Regions from separate parts of the Mus musculus genome. Here all the other regions are linked to region 2. The links are chromatin loops, found by intact Hi-C in ENCODE. Cell type or tissue: heart. All regions are shown on one strand.

Evidence for each region. A loop is a pair of places that touch in the nucleus more often than their neighbours do. Peaks named below come from ENCODE experiments on the same cell type or tissue, not always from the same donor. Only the 100,000 strongest peaks of a DNase experiment are listed, where the experiment ranks them.
Region 1: a loop joins it to region 2, with 2.9 times the contacts of the local background. A loop is called at or near these places in 3 of 42 quality-filtered maps.
Region 3: a loop joins it to region 2, with 3 times the contacts of the local background. A loop is called at or near these places in 5 of 42 quality-filtered maps.
Region 4: it touches region 2 in a loop (11-fold over the local background); 10 of 42 quality-filtered maps call a loop at or near these places.
Region 5: it touches region 2 in a loop (3-fold over the local background); 6 of 42 quality-filtered maps call a loop at or near these places.

Annotation. Positions count from the first base shown.
Region 1 is chrX:76,008,753-76,013,752 of GRCm38, reverse strand. No RefSeq gene overlaps it. Among named protein-coding and RNA genes, the nearest start is that of Gm23320, 130 kb to the right of the region's middle. In heart, no CTCF peak of the experiment used is centred here; a DNase peak (open chromatin) is centred at 2,922.
Region 2 is chrX:75,871,322-75,876,321 of GRCm38, reverse strand. It overlaps Pls3 (plastin 3 (T-isoform)), which reads left to right and starts at 1,152. Exons shown (of 16, transcript NM_001166453.1): 1 at 1,152-1,274. In heart, CTCF peaks have their summits at 2,178 and 4,276; DNase peaks (open chromatin) are centred at 1,131 and 2,351; H3K4me3 peaks cover 2,676 bases; H3K27ac peaks cover 1,771 bases; H3K27me3 peaks cover 697 bases.
Region 3 is chrX:76,119,515-76,124,514 of GRCm38, reverse strand. No RefSeq gene overlaps it. Among named protein-coding and RNA genes, the nearest start is that of Gm14707, 120 kb to the left of the region's middle. In heart, no CTCF peak of the experiment used is centred here; no DNase peak of the experiment used is centred here.
Region 4 is chrX:75,816,138-75,821,137 of GRCm38, reverse strand. Pls3 (plastin 3 (T-isoform)) reads left to right here. Exons shown (of 16, transcript NM_001166453.1): 3 at 4,891-5,000. Among named protein-coding and RNA genes, the nearest start is that of 4933407K13Rik, 54 kb to the right of the region's middle. In heart, a CTCF peak has its summit at 2,393; a DNase peak (open chromatin) is centred at 2,067.
Region 5 is chrX:76,199,256-76,204,255 of GRCm38, reverse strand. No RefSeq gene overlaps it. Among named protein-coding and RNA genes, the nearest start is that of Gm14707, 45 kb to the left of the region's middle. In heart, a CTCF peak has its summit at 2,654 (motif pointing right); no DNase peak of the experiment used is centred here.

The DNA.
Region 1 (5,000 bases), 140 kb before region 2:
ATCATTTTTAGCACCCAGTATCTTCTTAAGAACATTGTCTTTAGCTGAATTTCAGATGTCAAGCACATGACTAACTCTGGGGAGGTTATGGCTACCTTGAACTGCAGTTCTGAAAGGAGCAGGCAATGGGAACACCAGTATGAGACAAGCCACAAGAGTGGTTGATAAACAGCCATGAGTGTGGAGCCATCTAGGATGAGAAAAGTAGAAACTCTAAGGATGGCAGACTTTTCTTCAGCTATGTGATCACATATCTAACTTGGAGATTTCCTTTTTTTCATTAGATTATACTGATGTATCAGAATATCATCTTATCATGTTATTTCCATACTCCATACAAAATTTATTAAGTACTGAGAAATTTTAACAGAAAAGCAACATACTGGATATTCTAGTCAAGATGAATAGCTAAGACATTGAAGTTTTCCTCATTTTGTTCTATACAGTATCCATCACCTCTTCTTCTTAGTGGGTAGCTGGATCTGTACTAATTGTGAGAAGAAATCAATAGTGAATCAGTGAACAGATTATCAAAACAAAGAAAACCCTAGAATGAATGTGTAAGTTCGTGAATGTAAGAAGTCTAAACTAACATAGAAAGAAAATCATTAGAAATGGAAAATATTTGCTTTATTTTAATTTTTAGGAAATTACAATTACCTATCTTTTTTCCCATCTCTTTTCCTCCTTTCAATTATTCTGATGCACCCACATTGCTCTCATTCAAATTCATGGCATCTTTTTCTTTAATTGTGTGTGTGTGTGTCTCTCTGTATGTGTGTACATTCTTGACTATATAATACATCGAATTGCCATGCCAATATGGAAAGAGGAAAGGGCATGGGCACCCAGGAAATGCTGTGTGGGAGAAGTGCTCTTTCCCAGGGAAAAGCCTCCCATCCATCCCCCAATTGCCCTCATTTCCTTAAGGCATTCTTGCTTTATAGCCCAGTTTGGCCTCTAGATTTCATTCCTCCTGCTTACTTCATGAGCTCTGAGATCATAGGCATGTGTTATGCAGGCTCTAAGGAGGAACACTGAAATTGATGGAAGGCAAAGGCTAGTTAAGAAGATACTGGTTTTTGGAGGGTTTTGTTTTGTTTTGGTTGGTTAGGGTTTTCAGGGGGGATCTGGTTTTTGTTTGTTGGGTTTTTGTTTTTGTTTTTGTTTTTTGGTGGTGGTGTGCCGCAGACCCTCTGGGTCCCTTGTCTGTGAAAGAAAATTAAAATTCAAGGTCCATGACTCATGCAGCTTGCTAGTTAGGAGGGCTTTTTGGGCCTAGAGCAAAGAACAAAGGCTGCAAAATCATCCCAGGAACCAACTAGCCATAAAGATAGAAAAGACATACAAGAATGTCCAGACTGGCCCGGCTTCTCCCTATCTCCCACCCTTCTGACCTGGGTTAAATGTTAACCAGATGCTCTGCTGACTTAGATAAGCACCTGGCCCTCAGAATTCCTGACGCCCTGACCTGCACGTACTTTTTTTCTGATGTGTAATCATTCTGCTGATGTTTAAATGAACCAATCATGTGAAACCACGCCAATTCCTCCCCCAGCCCCAGACCCTTTTCTTTGAAAACCCCTAGCTTTCGAGCCTCGTGGTCGACAACCACTATCTCCTGTGTGAGATACATGTTGTACCGGAGCTCCGTCATTAAACTACCTCATGTGTTTGCATCAAGACGGTCTCTTGTGATTCTTTGGTTGTACCCCGACTCGGGATATGAGTGGGGGTTTCCCCACTAGATTCTTTCATCTGCGTGGAACCTGTCTCTGGGTGCAGATGGGCAAGGAGTTGGCAGGAATGACAGACAGACGCACACAGGAGGTTGTGTAGAATCTGAATGTGTTTTGTCAGGTTGAGCATCAAACTTTTTATACAGCAGAATAGCAAGAAACCAGATGAGATACAATCCACCAAGTAACAGTGACAATATAAAAGGAACGCATACATCAAAAGAAGGTGGGGACCAGGCTGATGCCACTAAGAAGGGAGCCAGGTGTAAAGCTAGTCTATTGTTAAGCCCATCACCAGGGGTTCTACTTTTAGCAGACCTTTTCATGAATACTGCAATACCACAACCCCCCTATTTCTTGGGCCCTGATAATTTCTAGTAACTTTTAAGTATCTGTGGAGAATCTCCATTTGTCAGAAGAATTCACCAACTTGCTTCTAGTATGCAATGTAGCCTGTACTGAAGATTTCTATCTCAGTAGGATTCCCTGGCTCTTTCATGGTAAACACTCTGCAGACCAGCTTTGAGCTGCTTTGGCTCTTGTAATGCTTAATTAGTTATTGAATGGGTAACTTCCTTACTGCATTCCTACCGGATTCTGAGCACGAAGGCTTCTGGAACCTTGGAACACTGGTGAAGGCTCTGGCTGTGTCAGAATTCAATCTTAAAAGACACTTATAATAAGATAATACTAAAAGAGAGCATGTGGATCCATACACAAGACTAATTCAGGGATAGGGTATGAGTATACGGGTTAATGAGAATGCCAAAACTCCAGGAGGTGAGTTTCCGTAAAACTCTTTGCCTCGTGAGTGCTCCCAGGCTTCTCAGCCTGTCAAGCAGACTTCACTGGAGTGTGCGTGGCAGTGGTGGTGTTTTTTTGTTTGTTTGTTTGTTTGGTTCGTTGGTTTGGTTTTGTGTGCCAGCTTATGTTTTATTTTCTTTTGTTTGTGACAGGGTCTTGCTATATATAACTTTGGAAAGCCTAAAACTCACCACCATCCCTTCAGCCTCCTAAGTACTGGGATTCATAAGTATACACAAGCAAGTGGGCAACAGATGGCAAAGAGATTCAAAACCCCATACTTCCTTTCCTGCCATTGTTACATCAGGGCAGCAACAAAAGCCTAGGAAGCTACTGCTGCGAGGTGGTCTTGTCCAGACAGAACTGTAGTTCTGGTAGCAGTTTCCTAAGTCACAGCAGTAGTGGGAAAGGAGCCATGGACTGCTGATCTGAAGGTCACATGTGGACCAAAAATGGGCATCTCAGCAGTAATCCATTTAGACTGTGAATAACAACTCTGAGTCTGTCACCTTCTTATTGTTCCTCACCCATTGTCCTCCAACGTCTCAGCTGCTAAGAGCCAAAAGATATAATGTTGTCAACCTTAACCAGGAGAGGCTAAGTCAGATTACTGTATTTTCCCCAGTCCTCTCTCAAAGAATCTCAGTATTCAGACTCAAAACCTTAAATATAGATGTTATAGGGAAAAGCTACAGTTTTGCACAGCAGCGTTTAAAGTCTACACATCATAGATATTCCAACACTTTGAAGTAAGAGCTCACTTATCCTCACATTTTGTCCTGCCACAATTTTCTATGATATTCTCAGTGCTTTTCTTTGAAAAAGAATGAGGTAAAATCATTAGGATCCCATATTTATGTAAAGTCACATACTTGAAGATCTGTATTTTAATACTTTTAATCTCGTGATTTGAAAATAAAATCAGAATACAAGGTGTCAGAAATAACAGCAGAGTTTTTAAAGAGGTATACTTTAACAGATTCTCCTCTGCCTCTCACCTATCCCCTGTATCATATTATTTTACCATTCCTGTTTAACCTCAATTTATACCCATGATCTGGCCTATATAAAATTGTACTCTAATTCAAATTAACTTCAGAATTTGAACCTATCAGCCAGCTCCAGGAAGTCTAGTTACTTTGAATCTGCAAAGAATATCACTAAGCCAAACCTTTTCAAAACTTTCTATTACCATCAGAGTCCTTGCTGAAGAAGGAATATGGGAAATGTAGTTACATTCACAAAGAATGTGTGGAGACTGCCAAGAAAGCAAATTGTTTCTGGACGTTACCCTTATTTGGAAATACCCTGGTCCTAGAACTCTGGTTGTTTAAATAAAAGAATCATATCTTCTTTTGAAAACGTGCATTTCCAAAATATGAGAGAATCAAAGACTCGGCTACTCAGTTCTCTCTTGTGATTTCCTTCTAAAGAGCATGGATTTAAAAAACAAAAACAAAAAACAAAGAGAAAGCCTGCCAAGAACTGAGAGCAGCTTCCTGTAGACTTTGTGCTGTAGTGGGGGAAAGAACAGCCTGTGAGAGCCAGCAGACCTGTTGTTGAATCCATCTGCATTCAACTGGTTAGGTGACCTTGGGCAAGTAACTTTATCTTCTCTCTGCTTTGTCTGTAAAAATAATTGAACTCTATCAAATGAAACAAACCTATGTGAAAATACTTATTGAAGGACATTTGCCTGCTCCACCTCAGTAGGAAAGCAGACTAGTTATACATGGTTACACAGGTAAACAGCAATAAACAAGCACATGTCTTCTGAGGATATAAAATAACTTTGATGAACTCTAAAATTCCTTCCACAAGGTAAAATGACATAAAGCAATACTTGGTCAAGTGCAAATTAAAAAGTGAAGTGATCAACATCCCAATAAACACTACATATCCTTTCTCAGTCAGTTCCCATAAAGATCTTTTCAGCATCACTGTTGCTTTATGTTAATTAAATAAAACCCCAAGTCCCCAAATCTTGCTATGGCAAGGGGAACTATAGAAATGGCATTTATGAATATCTGAACTATTGACAAGTTTGCCTAAACAAGGGAAAAACAGCTCAAACAAAACAAAACAAAACAAAAAGACAGATGAAGTGACTTTTAGTACAAGATAATGGGATGGATAGCAAAATGATCACGAAGCCACTGTATTTCATGACATCCTCTCAGTTCTCCAGGAATTTCATGGTAGGTTTTGGCTATGCAAAGTTATTCTATTGAGAATCATCTCCTTAGGCTGGAGAGATGGCTCTGTGGCTAAGAACATGTGCTACTTTGGCAAAAGACCCAAGTTCAGTCTTCAGCATCCATATAATAGCTCACAAGAGATCCAAAGCCCTCTTCTGACTTCTGCAGGCACCAGGCATGCATCAAGTGCATATATACATACAGGAAATCACTTCCACACATAAAATGCAAATAGATAGATATTTTTTAAAAAAGAAAA
Region 2 (5,000 bases):
CCCTTGAATTCAATTTTTAAGCTCCTCATACTGTCGAATTCTTCCCTGGCATATGTAACATGGAACTTACCTGAACCAACTTTAAATTTTTACCAAACTTCCCAACAGACTCTTCCTGGTCAACAACAACAATGTGCTTAGGGTTGGAACGCTGCCAAGCAGGAAGTACTGGGGGGGGGGGGTTCTATGGTTCTCATATAAAACAATCTAGCTAGGGTTCAGAGGGACACTTAGACTTTTGGCCCTCCAAGCTCATTTTGGAGCTAGGATGAGCCCATGGATCGAAAAACAAACAGAGAGGAACCCAGTGTAGATGATGGCACAGGGGCAGAACCGTGGGCAACAGAAAAGGTGTCCCCCAATTGTTTCTGGGGAAAGGACACCCACCAGAGGAGACCCACTTAGGGACTACTCCAGTGCAACCAAGTGATGTCTACCACTTCTTCCTTCTCTCACTCACCTCTCACTCCTCCCTCTCAAGGACAAAGCTACCAGACAAGTGATTTAGGCCAACAATTCATTTGGCTGGTGCCAGGAACACACGGGCCTTTCCCTGACTATGATGAAATGGGCGTGCTGGCGGTAGGTGGTTATTCCAGTACTAGATTGTTGAGAACGCCAATTTGAGGCTACCTAGTATGATCCTCTCTCAAAACAAACCAAGCAAAAACAAAGGGGCAGTAGCTGGGAGGTTCCCCAGTTGGAGTCCTTTGGTGTCAGGTCTGAAGAAATCAAAGCGAAGTACTATACCTTCCCAATGATGAGAAAAAGAAAGAAAGAAAAAAAAAAAACCGGCACCGTAACCCCCCCCCCCCCCGCCAACCCCATACCTGACTTAACTAGGAGACGTTCAAACATGCTCCGAATTTCCCAACTTTACAGTTATTTCAGTAATGTTTGTGAAACATGCATTCCACGCCAAGCCTTGTAGATTTACTTCTAAGTTCTTCCACCAGGTAGGGAATGGAAAAACAGGCTTGCAAACAGAGTTCCAGTCCCCATCCCTCCTCATTGCCCATCCCTGCTGCTGCCGGGTCTCTCAGTTCCCCCACCCAGTTGATGTGACAGGCTCCTGGCCCAATCCTCTTCCTGGTTCCCAGGCCGCTGTGAACACCATCTGAGCCAATGGCTGTGGCCGCAGGGCGGAGGAGGCTGGCAAGAGGGGAGGGAGCGCTGGCTTTAGAAGCACAGCTGCAGAGATTCCTAGGGGCAGAAGTTGTCTGAGTGCTTGGTCGGAAGCTGTAGAGCCAGATCAGCGACTCTGCGACTTTTACGTAAGTGCTTTGCAGTTCCAAGGGCTCGAGGGGAGCCGGTTTCCTGGGCGTGGGTAAGAGTGGGTCCTGGTGAGAGCATCTCCGGGAACCTTAGCAGGAACGTGTGTTATACTAGGGGACGGGGGTTGGGCAAAGGGGGAGATCGAAGAAAATTTCATCTGGAGTCTGAGGCTCGGCTCCCGGGCGATCCTCGCCAACGGAATGGGTGGGAGCTCCAAAGGGTTCCTTATTACCACCCTCTGCCATCACTTTTTCTGCTCTTCGCTGCGACTGCTCTCTAGTTCCTCCTAACTTGTTGCCCACCACAGACCGAAGGGCTTAAAAGCCAACACTTACCCAGATTCCCTAAGGCAGCGACCACCCCTGAAGTGGAAATCCTAAGCCTATCTTCCCTCTGCCTTCCATTTCCAGCTACAGCCATTCTTCAATCCATCCCTCCCTCCCTCCCTCCCTCCCTCCCTCCCTTCCTCCTCAGCCGCTGGAAAATCCCAGAGCTAGCAGCGTAGGTCGCTTCCCGCTAGTTCCAAATCGCCCGCTCTAGGTGACCCGGCGGGTTTCTGAGGACCCCGAGGCTCCCAAAGAGGCGGGGCGCGGAGCGGGTGCGGTACCCCCCCCCCCCCCAGGAACCTGGCCTCGGCGGCCCACCTTCTGCCCTCTCCTCTCCCCAGCCCTTAGGCTGAGCTTCGGGACTGCGCCGCGACTCCCTATGAGTAAGCAGTTTTTTGGTTTTTTTGTTTGTTTGTTTTGTTTTTTGTTTTTTTTTTTGTTTTTGTTTTTGGTGTTTTGTGTGTGTGTTGTTGTTGTTGTTGTTTTGTTTTGTTTTTCCTTTCGGTGGCAGAAGCTTTCCAGGCTAGCCCGGAGGTACCTTTTGGTTCTCTCCCCTAGCAGCGCCCTGGCGGTCAGCTTGAGTCCCGATGGCTCTGGTTGTGCAACTCAGAGCTAGCGAGCAGGGCTGCAGCACCCGGGACCGCTCTGGGACCCCTGGGAGGCTGAGCCGAGATGGTGGCTGAAGCCCCATTCCCAGACTCAGCTGCACTTGCCTGTGTTTACTTTTCTCCGCCTGCTTACTTTAGCGACCTAATGAGAGGCCTGAGGACGCCGACTAGCCCTGCGGTCGCCAGTCCCAAAGTTGCTGCTGCTGCTCCACTAGCTCAAGTGTTGGCGGTTCTGAACCTCCCCTGGCTCCAGGCCCTTGCTTGCTCCAGCTTTGCTGACAGTTTACATCCTGAAGACTGGCTTTTCACTGGAGCTGTATAACTGACTACACCAGTGGTGCAGGTCTAGCTTGGATTTAAACTGGGGCGTCTAGTCATATAGGATCAGACCAGAGGGATGCTGCTATCACCCTTCTACTCAGGGGTAATGCAGACAGGGTGAAGGAGCTTGAGTGAATACGGTAGGTAGAAGTGTAGGTTTAAAAACCTACGGAACAGTAAGCATTTACTCCATTTCAACATCACAATGGGTTTGGGAGACTAAAGTTGAACACTGAGATGCAGTTTACTGTGAATTGCAACTTAATGGCCGAGGTCCCACACTTGCCAATTGGCATCCCGCATCTTAAGTCTCTGATGCCCCTAGGGTAATAGTCACATGACCTCTTTTGACTTTAAAACTGGAATGCAATGGCTGAGGCCCATGTTCCCCAAACTACCAAGACAAAAGTGTGGAGGGAGTTGGTGGGAGGGGCGATGTGTGTCAGTTAGCATCCACTGAACTAGATTTGCATGAGGGGAGCAGAAAGTGATCTGTTGCTGTGGTTTTAAGCAAAATTAAAAATTAAAAAGAATAATAAAATAAGAAAAAAGCTGCTTTCAAAACAAAGGCTTCAAATGTACTTATGTGGTGACATATATCTGTTTCCCAGAAATTCCATATACCTTTTCTAAATTTTAAAATCATCTTCTAAGAAAGCTAATGTTTAACTCATGTCTCATTTCATCCCTAAATGGCTGGTTTTGAAGACGTATCCCACAAGATAGTGTTAAAAAATAAACCATCACTACCCTTTAATCTGCCCTATACTATTCTCAATATTGGGCATCTACTTAAAGGTAGAGAACAATCTCTTGTGTAAAATTAACTATCAATTATTCGTTGTTTGAAATTTATTGGCTTAGAAACCATACCCAGACCTACTTGATACAAAATTTCCAAAATTGGTTGGGTTTTGTGCTGTGTGGTGGTTTGAAAGTCTCTGAAAGGACTTTCCCATACTGTCCCATAGTGGAAGTTTCCCTATTTAGATTATATATTGTCACATATGAAAACAGTGTAGAACAGCCAAGTGTGGTGGTGGCAAGTGATTATAAGCTGAGCACTTGGGAAGCTGAGGCAGGGGCATCAGCTGTCCAAAGCCAAGAAGGACTACATGATGCCCTGTCTCAAGCAATAAGTGTATGAGTTAAGAAAACAAGGAAATTGAAGAAAAATAAAAGGAAAGGGAAACACGTAGAGGAGTCACCCAAGTCAGGAATTTAAAAGTCTCACTTACTTGCAAAAACAGGCTCAGTTTACACATATTAGTACTTAAAATCAAGTACTGCAAACCCTACAAAAGGGAAATGAGGGTTAGGGGTTGAGGACCCTTTAGAGATAGATGGTTCACATGATAAAAGTCAGTCCTGACTACCCAAGTCCAACCCCCTGGACCAATTGGATAGCAGAGAACTAGCTCCTGCAGTTTGTCCTCTAACCTTTACATAGCATTCTTAGCACACTTTATGTTTGCATACATACACACACACTATATTTTTTTAAAGTAACTGGGAATATATAAAAGATTTTTGCTTTGCGTCTTTCCTCCTAGACTTTTTATTTAAGTAACCTGTGAATACCTCCTGCACTCTGTTTTCAGCTGTACATAAGATTCTGAGCCTGAAAACCACACTTATCTAAAAGCACAGGGTCCTGATGTGCAGGCTAGCCTGTTGCACAAATTAGCTAGCAATGGATTTAAACTATACCTGAACTCATAGAGATGAGCCCCCCTAGTGGAAGGAAGGAAGGTGACAATATAATTTTAGAGTGAATTTCTAATAAAAGTTTAACTTAACTAAAAAAAAACCACATTGTTTATGCAGTTCAGCACTGTGTACGTGAGTAGACACTAATAACCATTGTTAATTTCCTAGCTTTAAAAGATGTTTAGATAGATATATAAAATGATACTAGCTGGGTGAAGATCAACATCATCTATATGATTGTTGTTATTCTGTCAAGCCAAAATTATTTCAAAATGAAAATATTTTAAAGCCAGTCGTGGTTAAATTACATCTCTCATTCCAGCATTTAAGTGGCAGATACAGGGGAATCAGGGATTCCAGGACACCCTCAATCAACTAGCTTGCTTCAATGAGAGCCTGGCTCAATAAGGCAAGAAGAAAAATGGTTTAAATTGCTTCTCTCTCTCTCTCCCTCTCCCTCTCCCTCTCTCTCTCTTTCTCTCTCTCTCTCTCTCTCAGTTATACTCATGGTTTTCTTTTTAATCATTATTTAATTGTTTTCATACAAAATAGTTTGGTCATATTTTTCTCCCCCCCAGCCCTCCCAGATCCTATTCATCAAACTTTATGTTTTCTCTCTTTCTCTCAACAAAATGAAAATCAAAGAAACAGAAAACAATTCAGACAAACCCAGTGTGAAATCATTTCTAAGAGGTGGAACACTCCTGACAAGCTGGGCTGCAGGCTGTCTAAGTCATATACAAACAGAATCCTGAGCCTG
Region 3 (5,000 bases), 250 kb before region 2:
AGATAAAAAGGAGTTAAATACCAATACAGAGACTGGAAATTGAATCTTTTGAATGCCTTTAAATTAGTAAAGATACCATTGTTTAGATGTGATATCTTACAATATGACAAACTTTTAGAGATTGTGCTTCTTGAGTGTCCCTTTTTCCTGAAGGGGCCCAAGTACTAAATGAGAAACCAGTTGCTGTGACCATGCTTAGGGCTGACTTTGTCTTTAATTTTTTTACCAGTCTGACAAAAGTTCTTCATTATTAAGATTTGTTACAAGTCTCAAAAATTATTATGATTTGTTACAAGACTGAAATCCACTATTGAACAAATTGACAGGAACTTCTATGGATAATAAGAGCAAGCACCATTGTGTTAATAACAAACACAGTTACTGATGGTTTTTCATGTAGAAAGGTATCAGACAAGAGGAATTGTCACCAACACTCCTTTCTGCATGTTTGTAGTCATGCTGGTCGCCTCTCCTGTGACTTTTGGAAAACTGTAAAGTGGCTATTATGAGAGACAGACAAGTTGGGGGAAAAATATTCCAAATTAGTGTGTGAATTACCAAACAGCACAGTCACTGAATGTGGGGCCAGTAGGACCTCCTCAACCTCCTGCCTATGTACCTGTGTGAACAGTAATTTGACACAGTTTTAAGCAAAGATCCTTGAATTTTCCGTCTTTATAGCACATGCTGTCACATCTATCTGGATACTCGTTATTAGTGATAAGTTAATATGCAGCCATGGAAAACACTCAGCTTCAGTTTCCCTGGCTTGATTTCAATATCAACAAAGACATGGTATGTATTGTTACATCACCAAACACTTTGACAGGTTCCTGCAGATCCACAAACTGCTTCATTCTCCTTTTCAGTCCAGTCAGATCCTTGTGATTCTTCAAAGCTTTGTCCAAGCTGTTCTGGCTGACACATTCCAATCTCCATTAATAGTTAATTCCTTACATCCCTTAAGACTCATTGTCTGCAGAAGCATTTGGCATCAACCCAGAACTGAATGGCATTTGGCCAGGGGCCTCAGTAACACTTCAATTGCTAGGCAATATCAGACATCTGCTTTGCTGCAGGAACAAATTCAGGGCAAGTCAATCTGACAACTCCCGCCCAGAAACCCGGCCTCATCCCATAAGGTGAACTGAGAGGGCAGATCAACATTGTACAGCTGCTCAATGTGCCCAAAGTGAGCAGATAGGACCCAGAAATTGAGATTTTTGGAGTTCAGATACCCAAATAGTCAGTGTCCCCATACCAACAGATACATCATTCCAACTCACTACTGTGAAATCCTAAGAGCCTGATAGTGCCTGTCTTCCAGGTGATGGAAAGTGAGATATTTACCAACTCTATTACATTGTGTAGGAAAAATTGTAGCCTGATTTCAAATGTGAGAAAATGGGCTAGAGGCATAGCCCAATAGTAGAGTAAAACTGTAAACACTCTGGATACTCAGAACTCATAAATAATTAAGTCAATCAACATATAAGGTCTAAAAGAAAGGAGAGAAAATGCATACTCATGTTCCAGTGTATATGCATACGTCTGTGTGTGTGAACCGGAGAGGTGAGTTGAGCTAAAAAGAGCTACATGCAAGTAAACAGTACTGATAGACAGGCAAATGGATTTCTCAACTTGCTCAGACCAGCCCTGACACATTATACCTTAGTGAAGTTTAATGACCCTAATCTGTTTCCTCTGTACATCAGCAGAGTGAGCATCCCTGCACGCCACCATTCTTCAGGAGGCACTGACTTATAGTCAATGTAGAACATACACTGCCACCTCAGGTGCTCTCTGACTCTTTCAGAGACCTTTGTCTTGGATCCCCAGAGAAATTAAGAATTACTGTGGAGCCATGTTTCACATTCATGATGCTTTTTATTTGTAAAAGGACTTGACTAAGACCTAGAGTAAATATTCAGCCAATATTCATAGGATTGAATGTAAAAACCAAATGCCTAATTTTGAATCCCAATAAAATATGCCTTTCCTGATATAAACATATTTAATTAGCATATTATGTTCAAGTGTCATGCCATTGGATAAAACCAGGCAAACCTTATAATCAAGCTAGGTTCTGGGAGATAATTACCCTTCTTTATAACACATGAGTTGGTTTTCCGGGGGGGGGGGGTGTCTGGAAGCAACACACACTCAAGAATTAAAACAAACATCAATAGAACAAAAGCTGTAGCTCAGCTGTTTGGAGGAAATCAATTCCAAGAACTCATAATTTTCTGGCTTACACATCATGAAGCATTAAGCCAAGTGCTGGCACCTGGCTTCAGAAGCATCCTCTCTAAGACAACCACTAATTTGTATGGGCTAACATGGAAAGTGGCCCCTCCCCACTCTTGTTATATAAAGCCTGTAAACCAAAATAAGAATGGCGGCAAAGGGACATATATTTAATATAAAATATATGTGTATATACATACATACATACATACATACATACATACATACATACATACATACATACACACATACATACACACATATAGATGTATGGAGAGAGAGTTTCATGTAACTTTCACAAAGAAAGCAATGAACTGCACTAAAGAAATGCTCTGGAAGGGACAGTTGCAAGCAGAGTGTGGAATATATGGGGTTCAATCTGTAAGGAAGACATGAAGGATGAAGGACATCAAAACAATACAAGTGAGGATGACAATTTAACTAGGTTGTCAGCAAAGAGGTTTCCATTCACATAGCAACTGGGGCTAGTGAATAGGAAGCATAAATAGCTCTATGCCCTCAAATCACCAGATAGCTGCTGTCTCAGATCAATAAACATAGTGTTTTCATAGGGAAAGGTCGAGTGAAGCTAGTCTGGAATTGACTGAAAGACACGATCAGATCAATAGGAATGGACAGATAGTGATAATAGAAGATGCTAAGCGTCATGGAGAAACTTTGACAAGTATTCATTGTATCACTCACCATAAGTTCTCACTGAAGGAAGATCAATTTAAGCTAGCTGAAATAAGGAATACATAAGAAGTCACATAACTACTTCCTGCAAAGAACATACAATCTAAAATAAAAAACTAATAGTGGCCACTGAAAATGTACTGTGTGCTAAGAAGAGCTTTCTGTATTGTATAGGGTAATTTACAGCATAATCTGCATAACATCCCAAATAGAACCGAATACTATTATACCCCCTGGACACACTATGAAGATGAGCAGACTGAGATCAAAATAGGATAAGCATCTTGTTTAGAAGTAATTCGTCCAGTAAGTCCAGACTGTGCAGTTAATCATGAAAGCAGAGCCAGCTGTAAATGGAGAGCCACATGGTTTCATAGCATAGAATTGATGTAAGATAAATGAGGTAACATGAAAATTCCAAGCCTGGCATGCATCCAACATTCAACATTCAGAAAAAAAAAAAAGCAGCTATCATCGTCTTTAAGGTCAACAGTGGGTCACCACATCCTGAAAGTATGAATTGTCTTTACAACATTCTTGACAGGTAGTTGCCAGCTACTGATTATGCACCTCCCTAGGGGCAGGAAGCTCAGTTCTCTAGCAAGCTACTTCTTTGTGCACCGAGCTCAAACTATTTAGGGGATTTTTTTCCTTTGATCAGCTGAAATTGACCTCCCTAGAATTCTGCCTACTGGCTCTAGATCTGCTACAGAGAATCACACAAAATGAGCTGACACCTTCTTTCACGTGACAAGACAAATTAAACCTGAAAAGACATAGACAATCACGGAAGACTTTTGAGCTGATGAGCAAAATAAAGATAGAGAAAACCATAGACACTGCATTTCGTGAAAGCAGGTAGAGCTACCTGGAAAAGCAGCGGGAATAAAGACTGGGAGGTCAGTGCAGGGCAAGAGCAGCAGCAGGAAGGGTGCAAAAGCAGCAGAGATGAAGGCAACTTTTCATGGGATGGGGGTTGGCCAGGTTGGGAAATGGATAACATTAAGGGGAAGGGGATTTAGTAAATATGAGAAATCTCCTCAAGCCCCTAGTTTTCAAAACAAGCTACTGAAAGCAGCCATGTCATTTTGTTTGCTTTATGTTGATTGTGAAAGGGTGGAGTGTGAATTTGGGAATGAGATGATTTGGGACTTCAGTGAACAAACAACAAAATAAACATATGTGGTAAGTAGAGGAGGCTGAACTAAGAGATACAAGTGTTAAAGTAATCAACCAAAAGAGTTGGATCAACGCTGCCAGTGACAGCCTTCACTTCCTGAGGCTGAGCAGGGTTCCTCTCATAGGTAAGGCTGGTTTTTTGTTTTTTGTTTTGGACAAAGTTAAAGGATTGTTGGGGAACCTCTGACTGTACTCCTTTATCTGCTGTTATTTTTCCTTAGTTGGTGCCTGACTCTACATCTGCAATATCTTTGTTTTCTTAGCCTCTCTGTGTGGCTAAAACAAAATACAACAAACTTGATATTTATTTAAACAACAGAACATTTCAAGGGCAGCCTGGGCTAACTGAGATCCTATCTTAAAAACAAATAGATAGACAAACAAAACTCCATAAAATTACTGGTCACAGTTCTAAGACTGAGAAATTTAAGACCGGGATGCTGGCAAGTACAGTGTCCTGAGAGCCTAGAATATGTTTTAAAAATGCTGTTTATCATATATAAAGAACTCAAGAAGGTGGACCTCAGAAAATCAAATAACCCCCTTAAAAAATGGGGCTCAGAACTGAACAAAGAATTCTCACCTGAGGAATACCGAATGGCAGAGAAGCACCTGAAAAAATGTTCAACATCCTTAATCATCAGGGAAATGCAAATCAAAACAACCCTGAGATTCCACCTCACACCAGTGAGAATGGCTAAGATCAAAAATTCAGGTGACAGCAGATGCTGGCGAGGATGTGGAGAAAGAGGAACACTCCTCCATTGTTGGTAGGATTGCAGGCTTGTACAACCACTCTGGAAATCAGTCTGGCGGTTCCTCAGAAAATTGGACATAGTACTACCGGAGGATCCAGCAATACCTCTCCTGGGCATATA
Region 4 (5,000 bases), 55 kb after region 2:
ACAGCACACATTTGTTTAATTATACCTTCAAATAGAAAACTGCAAAAACTAGGAGGCAGTTCTGTCGGTAAGTTGTAGAGCTATTGGTTAGTTTATAGATGGAACTGGGCATTCACACACACACTTACAAATGTGGGGGGGGGATGTATTTATAGGCCCAAACTAACAGAAATGAATGAACAAGCAGATAAATGAATAAAACTGGGCATGGTGATATATGCCAGCAAGTCAAAAATTTAGAAGTAGAGACAAGAAGAGGGATTCAAGGCTAGTCTTAGCTACATAACAAGTACAAGACCAGCATGTACTACCTTCTATTCTGTCTCCTAATACTAAATAAGTAAAGAAATACTGCATCTCAACTAAAAGATAAATTAGCTAGTGTTCTTTCACTGTGCTGTGTGGTCCATTATCAATGCAATATTAGAAGTGGATGTTTGGGGATAGCCTGGAGACCATGTGCTGATGGAAAGTTCTCTGAGGACCTGTGTGAGGATTCGAGCTGGACCGCACACATGTGAGAACATGACCACAAATATGTGTATGTCAATATGTTTAGAGAGAAGAGAGTAGCAGCAGGTAGGCAGCTATCAGCAAACTGCTAGAAACATACAGGAAAAGATTAGAAACATTTCTGAATACCCATTCCTGGCCCTCTAGATTGCTCAAGTGTTCACATCTAGGTGAACTCCACCTTTGGGGATCCACTCCTGAAAGTCCAATATAAAAGATGAATAAGCAAGCTCTAGTCTACCCTAGACTAGACTCATTAAATATCCACTTATGTTCATTATGTTCCTATCTTAGAAAGTAGAAGCTGAGCTACAGGGTTAGATCCACATCTGAAGATATATATAGTAGCATCCTTTCCTTGGCATTTTTCCAAGACAGGGCTCTCTGGGTAGCCATGACCATCCTAGAACTTGCTCTGTATACCAGGCTGGCCCAGAACTCAGAGATTGACCTATCTCTGCTTCCTGAGTGCTGGGGTTAAAGGTGCCCACAAGCAGTATCCAGCTAAGTTTTCAAACTTCAATACCTAATGAAAGCTTGGTTTTACTACTTGGACCTTAGGGTGTAATAAAGAAAATATATGTATATATGCTCCTGTCAAAAAAACCTTTTGGTCAGTTGTGTTCCAAAAATTGTTTTGGGATTTATTAATTTTGTGTGTTTTCTGTGTGTGTGTGTGTGTGTCTGTGTGTGTGTGTGTCTGTGTATGTGTGTGTCTGTGTGTGTGTGTATGTGTGTGTCTGTGTGTGTGTGTGTGTCTGTGTGTGTGTGTGTGCGCCACATATGTGTCTGGTACCTGCAGAGGTAAGAAAGGGATGTCAGATTCCTTGGAACAAAAGTTCTGAATGTTGACAAGCTATCAGATGGGTGCTGAGAAGTAAGACTGAGTTCTCTGCAAGAGCAACAAGTACTCATAAATACTGAACCATCTCTCCAGCCCCTGGTCAAGTCTATAAATCAATGATTTTGTATTGTAGACTTTCAACTTTTATAGACTTTCAACATCATGTGTGTTTCTGTAAATCCATTATTAGACACATACATTCTCTATCAATGTTTTTTAATTTAAAACATTTTAAGAATACATTAGGTAAGCTAAACTGAAATTTTTAAAATTCCAGCCTTTTCAAAAGATTGTATGACTGAACTGGATTGATTTTCTTCTTTTAATTGTGGACACTGTCCACAATGGGTTAATGTAGGAGCCATATGTGCATTAAATATGATGGCCCACAGTTGCAACCTCTTTTTTAGAAAAACACTATATTTAGACAGATTCAAGAAGAGTTAAAGCAACACACACACACACACACACACACACACACACACACACACACACTCCCTGAGGGTCAAAGGAAATCCTCATTTTTCTTACTGTCAGATTTATAACACAAAGTAGCACCTTAAAAGATGCTTTTGAAGGGATGGGTTATACTGCATACCACCTAGGCAAGGGCACTGTAAAACAGCAGCCAAAATCAAAACCACTTGAATTCTGGCTCAACCTTCTCCAGACAAGGACTTAAAATAGCTTAAATAACAGGATGCAAGGGGAGGGAAAACATTTCCTTTTAAGGATGTGCATTCTTGGTGTGATTCAGACTTCTGCAGGAACATGGCAGGAACATGAGTTTGTTTGCTTTGAGGTAACTTGGGGGAGGGTGTTGAAGGAGGTAACTGGCATTTAAACTAATGCTTGGTAAAAAGAGAAGAATGAGATTTCCTTTAAAACAAAATGCAGATGTGACTCTACATGTGTCATCTGAGACACGGAGAGACAGATGGAGAGTGAATTCCTTGTAACCAATAGTTAGTGTGTTTCTGATGAATTCAGCAGCCAGAGGAAAAGATGGTTCTGCCTAGTACAATCTTGAGTGCCTCCTAGTGATTTTTTGCCCAAGTATAATGTTTTTCAGTGTTTGTTTTTTAAATAAACTTTTTACATTTGTTAAATGTTAGCTCATTACTTTGTGCAAGCACTTGGTTTGGCAGCTAGGTAGCCTTCCTTTTTTTTCCCCCTGTGGCATGTTAGTGTCCCTATAATAATCATATTTTCAGAACTACAATGCTCGTAGAAGCATTGTGACTGTTGTGGATAACATAAGCTATATGCAAATGATTTATATTTTTAATCAGTCATTAGAGAATGTGGTGGTATAAGAGGCAAGTCTTCCAAATACAAAGCCTCTTCCTTCTCACATATATATATATATATATATATATATATATATATATATATATATATATATATATATATAGTGTGTAGTGAGAAGCAGTGAGTGAGCCAGAAATGGGTTCCAGAATGTTGGCAGCTTTAATGAGAAAATAAAGAGGTACCATCGTGCCTGCTGATTGCAATTTTAGTTTCCAGTTAAAACCGCTTTTGATCTGGGTCTGTTTCTTAGATGCTCATATTATTAAAATGTTATGTTCATATCAAATTCAGAATGGGAAAAGTTCACCATCAACCATGACCTTAGCTCTCGGTGAATAACGTTACTGGTAGGATGGATTCTGGTGAAACCAGCGTGCTCCCTCATTTCTCTGGAACGTTAGATTGCTGTCATTGCTTCAGAGATGTACTGCTAGGTTTGATTTCTGCTTTTTTAAACTGGAGATTGGAAAGACAATCACATAAAATGCTTGGAATATAATTACACACTCTTCTGTGCCTTGTAAGGATTTTACCAGCTGGGAGGTTTTGTAAAATTAATTCTTAGCGGCGGCCATTTTCTGGCTCTCTCTGCCTTCTTAAAGACATTGAAATTGTTCCCTTCCAGTCCAGTCCTAAGGACGACCGACCCATTGTGATTTGCTTAATACAAGCACCAAAATGCCACAATGTAAATAGGATTAGCATCTACTGAGAACATACAAGAAGGTAGCCAAGTAGAATTTAGGAAAGAAAGATCATACAGTGATACACAATTTCTCCCTTCCCCACACCTCTCTTTTCTTAGGACTTGGTTTCTCTGTGTAACCCTGGCCTACTTAGGCTCTCTCTGTAGACCAGGCTGGCCTCAAACACTGGGATCTACCTGCCTCTGCCTCCTGAGTATTGGGATTAAAGAAAGGTGTGTACCATTGCCTGGCTAGATGATACACATTCTAGTCGCTAAAGGTGAAAAATGTAAATATCCTCAGGGTTGTCAACGATGTACAAAAATTTAAGAGATATTGGTTCAAGTGAGACCCAAGGGTTTTAACTTAATTTAACTTCTCATTTATTTTCTTCTTTTATTTAGGCCCAGCCTTGTGTCTCTGACAGATGGCTATGGTCACTTAGAAAACCAAATTACACATCAGGTGGTTGCTGGGTGGGGACAGGATTAGAACAAAGGGAGAAAGATTAAATGTTATTTGAGAGATATCTCCGTCAAGTTTTGGCTTCCTGATGAACTGGCATTTCGTCTGTTTTGGGTGCTTTTTCTGTATTTTTTGGTCTTCGCTGCTAAGTTTTGTTTTGAAAACACTCATCTAGGATTAGAGCATTCTTCCTGCAGTTAATGTCTGAGAATTAGTTTGTGCAGTATTTTAGAGCATTGACTCTAGAGCGTGGGGCCCAGCAATAGAGCTCGTCCTTAGCATGCATAAAGCCCCAGTGCTGGGACTAAAGGTGTCCACCCCAACTATCCCTGCCTTGGCAGAACTTCCCTAATCAAATTCCTAATCAAACCATTTCCATCTTGGTCATCTTGGTCCATTTGCTTATTTGTAGATTATTACTTCCCTTACATTGTAATATACCTAAGCTACAGTAGCCTAAAGATTATTAGATAATTTATAGAATCATTTTAATGCCTGCTTTACTCAGTACTCCATTCTCTTGAATTGTGTTTGTCTTAGAATAACGTTTGTTTATATTAACTCAAAAAACTGGCCTCCACAGCTATGTTACCCCAGGTCAGATGTGCTTTGACATAAAAATCTGTGTGAAACCATAAAACCTATTTTGGAAAAAGAAAAGAATACACATAAAAATCCTACATGCTGCATAGAGATAGTAGAAATTGTTACACCATGACACAGTTTGTTGGTGTTTAAAGTATTATTTCTAAGACTCCTCTTGTTTCTATGATTTAATAATAGCTTTACACACTAGAAACTATACTTTCTTATAATCAGGGATGCTATTTCTAAGTAAAGCTTTGTACACATTTTTAAAAATACAAGGTACACGATATGAACAAAACATTGCCCTTTCAGTTAAAACAGACATTCCTCCTCTGTACATCCTTAGATTCCAAAGGATAAAAAAATATTGTAATTAGGCAGGCATGTAAAATGATGATATTCTTACAAATTTATTTCTAATCTTTTTTCTGTTTTATCTTTCTGTTTGTTTCTTGGCTATCTTTTTCCTTCCTTTTCACAAAGATCTCAACAGCAATGGATTCATTTGCGACTATGAGCTTCATGAGCTTTTCAAGGAAGCTAATATGCCACTGCCCGGATATAAAGTGAGAGAAATTATTCAGAAACTCATG
Region 5 (5,000 bases), 330 kb before region 2:
GAAAGAGGAACACTCCTCCACTGTTGGTGGGATTGCAAACTTGTACAACCACTCTGGAAATCAGTCTGGCGGTTCCTCAGAAAATTGGACATAGCACTACCGGAGGATCCCGCAATATCTCTCCTGGGCATATATCCAGAAGATATTCCAACTGGTAAGGACACATGCTCCACTATGTTCATAGCAGCCTTATTTATAATAGCCAGAAGCTGGAAAGAACCCAGATGCCCCTCAACAGAGGAATGGATACAGAAAATGTGGTATATTTACACAATGGAGTACTACTCATCTATTAAAAAGAATGAATTTATGAAATTCCTATGCAAATGGATGGACCTGGAGGGCATCACCCTGAGTGAGGTAACCCAATCACAAAGGAACTCTCACAATATGTACTCACTGATAAGTGGATATTAGCCCAGAAACCTAGAATACCCAAGATACAAGTTAAAATTTGCAAAACACATGAAATTCAAGAAGGACGAAGACCAAAGTGTGAACACTTTGCCCCTTCTTAGAATTGGGAACAAAACACCCATGGAAGGAGTTACAGAGACAAAGTTTGGAGCTGAGACAAAAGGCCATCTAGAGACTGTCATACCCGGGGATCCATCCCATAATCCGCCTCCAAACACTGAAACCATTGCATACACCAGCAAGATTTTGCTGATAGGACCCTGATATAGCTGTCTCTTGTGAGGCTATGCCGGGGCCTAGCAAACACAGAAGTGGATTCTCACAGTCAGCTATTGGATGGAACACAGGGCCCCCAATGGAGGAGCTAGGGAAAGTATCTAAGGAGCTGAAGGGGTCTGCAACCCTATAGGTGGAACAACAATATTAACAATATTAACCAATCAGTACCCCCAGAGCTCGTTTCTCTAGCTGCATATGTAGCAGAAGGTGTCCTAGTCGGCCATCATTGGGAAGAGAGGCCCCTTGGTCTTGCAAACTTTATACTTTAAACTTTTCAGTACAGGTGAATGCCAGGGCCAAGAAGTGGGAGTGGGTAGGTAGGGCAGTATGGGGTGGAGGGTCTATGGGACTTTTGGGATAGCATTTGAAATGTATATGGAGAAAATACCTAATTTAAAAAAACAACCCTAATCTCTCAGGCGATACACTGTAATGAATATGATGAGCAACTAAGATTTCTGCCTGAGACGGTTGAAATTATAGTCTGTGTGGGGCTCTGTGTCCTCCCTCTCTCTCAATCTTTTTGTTTCCTATGAAAAAGAACTGTTTTATTTTGAATTAATGTTTGTTCATGTGGATATGAGAACCTGGGTACAGGAAGCCACAGAGGCCATGGGGGAGTGTTGAGTTCCCTCGGGCTGGAGTTGCAGGAGGTTGTGAGCTAAGGTGTCAAGTGCTCTTCTGTTCATTTCTACATGCACAGTGGAGTTTGTTTTTGCTTTGATAGGCATTTTTCACTATGTGTGTCAGTTGGGCCTCAAACATGCTATGAGATCAGGAACTTGGGGACAATCCTCCTGCCTCTCCATCCTGAGTGCTTACAGCTATGTGATACCATTATCAGTAAGAAAAGTTAGGGGTTTTGTCTTAAAACCTAGAAAAAAAAAGATGGGTTTAATAAATGAAGTACCTTTTCAGCATCTACTAAGATGATTATGTGATTTTTTTTTAAGTTTGTTTATATAGTGGGTTACTTTGATAAATTTTCATATATTGAACCATTCCTGCATCCTTATTTTTGATTTTCATGGTTGGAAATCTAATATGGGGTCCAGTGCCCTCTAGGCAAAGGGCTCTAGCATCGCCAAATGAGTCATATCTCCAGCCTTTCATTGTTTTATTCCTGTTGCCTAATAAATTGCTTAGCATATAGAAAATTTGCAATAACTGTTTGTTAAATGCAACTCGTATAAAAACATAGTTTGGAACACAAGTCCAAATATTGTACGATGGAAACAAGAGAGACAGGCTGTAGCTCAATGGCAAGGTGCTTGCTCAGCATGCTGTGCCACTGGATTTCATGCCTGCACCTGAAGATGGGAGTAACAGGTAAAGTTTGGAGATTCAAATTTGAGTTAAATTGCTTGGATGCCCACATGCATAAACCTGGGTAAACTGGATATGGTGGCACAGCCCTGAAACCCCAGCATTCTCAAAGTTGAACCAGTAGGGTCAGAAGTTCAAGGCTAACTAGAAAGGTCTAAGGCAGCCTTGGATAAAGGAAAACCTGTTTCAATCCAATACATGAATCAATGTGCACATAAAGCCTGGGTGGCTGGGAGTGGTAATGTCCCCCTGATATCCCAGTACTCTGAAGCAGAGATATAGGGAAAGGTCAGTTTCAAGGTTAGCCTCAGCTATATACATAGCTCTAATTCAAAATAAACAAATAAGCAAACAACACACACACACACACACACACACGAGAAAAGGGAAAATGAAAGAGGGGAATGGGCAAAGAAAAAAATCACCAAGGTGTTGGACTAAGGAGTAATAGGAAATTTATACTTTTCCATATTCACGTTTTCTATATTTTACACTTTTTAAAAGAATCATATTTTACTTACATTGTGAAAGAAGCGATCATTTTTGTGGGTAAAATTATGTTGTATCTGGCTTTCACCTCTGAGGCTGTGTGGGTTTTCGGTTTTGTTGTGTCTGAAAGAGTGCCCTCCTCCAAGGCAGCCAGCAGATGGCAGCATTCAACTTCCAAAAAAATAGCCTGGCCCTAATTTAGATGAACTGCTTTTTAAGATAATAATAATTGATTCTGGGGGCGGTGCATGTTGCTGGTTTTTTTGTTGTTACTGATATTGTGAGTTGGCAGAGTGCTTGCTCCCCATCAATGAGGTCCTGGATTCAGTCCCAGCTCTGAAGAAAAACAGATGTACTTGAAAACTTGTTTTTGAACCTCGGTATTGTTTATCTGGGCCCACTTTGCTCTTCCAAAGACTACATTGCCTTTACTGAAGGCCAGTGCCATCAAATGGCATACCACGTGACTATGATGAGTCGTCCTGTGAAGGAACAGAGTCATCTGCAATACAACTGCTCGTTGGAAACTTCATCTTCTTACTGAGCTTAGCTGTCTGCTCCCTGTGGAGTGGAACATCCACAAACATTTTAAAGCTTCAGCTCTGTGCCCCACCAAAGGTGCTGATGACTGAAGGCATGGACTCACACATCATACATGGGTAAGCTCTCCCATCTACCACCGAGCTTCATGTTTGTCAGCCTCCACATACACATTAAGCATTTGAAAATAGACACTACTGATATTGGATGATAGCAAGGTTCAGAAGAGCTTCCAGAGGATTTTGAGGATCTTCTGTCCTCAATTAATTGATTACAGACTTCTAATTGCTGAAAAAGCAAGAATGGCTGATTAGGAAAGAAACATCCTCCCAAGGCAGGAGTTGGGCTGGAGGAAAGAGATAAGATGGAAAACCACTCTGCCATAAAGGATCTGAGCTCTTCAGGCTTACAGCCACACATCGTGGCTTATCTTAATGGGGCCCTGGGTACAACTTGGATCCTCACACTTACTGGCAAGTACTTGGCCAACTGAGCCATTCCCCCAACTCTGTGTTGTCTTTTCTATACATCCTCAAGCTGCTAGAGACAAAAGAGAATTGAGATATTTTTTCTCCCAAAATCTGGGCCAAACTATGAAGATACTGTTTTCTTTTCCAGTGTCATTCTCAGTCTGTGGTAGGTGTCAGTAGTGGACCTGCCTGAATTCCCATTTAGAGTAATGCAGAGTAGCTTCAATAACAAGTGGCCCCAAGTACACACTCTACAGCTGGACACAGCTCAACTGAGCTGCACATATATTCTCCCTCTACAACCCACAATAAAGGAGTGGATGCTCTCTGGAACATTCCAACTCCACTGCAGAGACCCAGAACACAATAACAATCACTGGTGAGCACAATGTTTCTAAGGCTGAAGCTGGTGAGTCACACCCTCAACACCTGCTTCTCAGGTCACCTCACAAACCAGGCTTTATTACTCTGCCATAAAAGAAACAGGAGGCACCAGATCTTGTGAAGTGTTTAAATAACTTTAAACTTTATTAAGTAAAAATTGCATAAACACAACCATAAGATGATGAATAGAAAATTTAAATACAAAACTATCAAATGTAAAGTAGATTATTATATAACTGGCAGTTTCAAACCTAAATACTAAATCCCCAATTATGCACAGTGGGAATATTAATCTAATGAGAAAAAAAATCTCAATTTTATCTTAATATATACCAAAACATTTTGTAAAAAATTTTAAATTGAATAGAACTTTTAAAAAAAATAATAATTCAATACAGTAATAGATGGGGTTTGTATTCAATGAGACTAGAGATAGAAATGGACTTTTGCCATTATAGTTACTTCAAATCAACTTCCAAAACTAAGGCAGGTCTGGGATAGAATGAGTCTTTAAATGACCATGGTGCTTTTCTTACTAGTCCTAAAGTCCAGTCAGTAGTTTGGCTGCATCCTGTCCAGGTCCAGCAGAGTACGGTGGTGCAGAACAGCACCAGTATGTGCAACTCATTTTCATTTCTCATACTATATTCAAGCTTTTAAAAAATACGAAAACATTAAAAAAAAAAACACCAATATCCCCTGATTCAATTTAACAGCCTACAACTCTATCATTAGGGATGCTAGTGAAGAACTTCTGCCTCTTCCTGCTGGTGTCCCTCCTGATCTTCAACAGGAAATGGCACCGTGATGGGCATTCCTTTCAGAAATAGTTCAAACAAGGACTATAGTATTGGAAAGTGACAATGGCCAAGGTTTGCAAATGAGTAAAGGAAAACAGTCAGTGGGGTAGGGCCAGGAAGACAAAACCAAACAAAACCACAAAAAAGACAAAAATACAACAAACAAACAAACCAGAAAAAAATAAACAAAAAATCAAAAATACAAACAAAAAACAAACAACATAATAAAAAACACAAACAAGACACAAAACTGAAAACACAAACAAAACAAAAAACAAAAACAAAAGCACAAAGA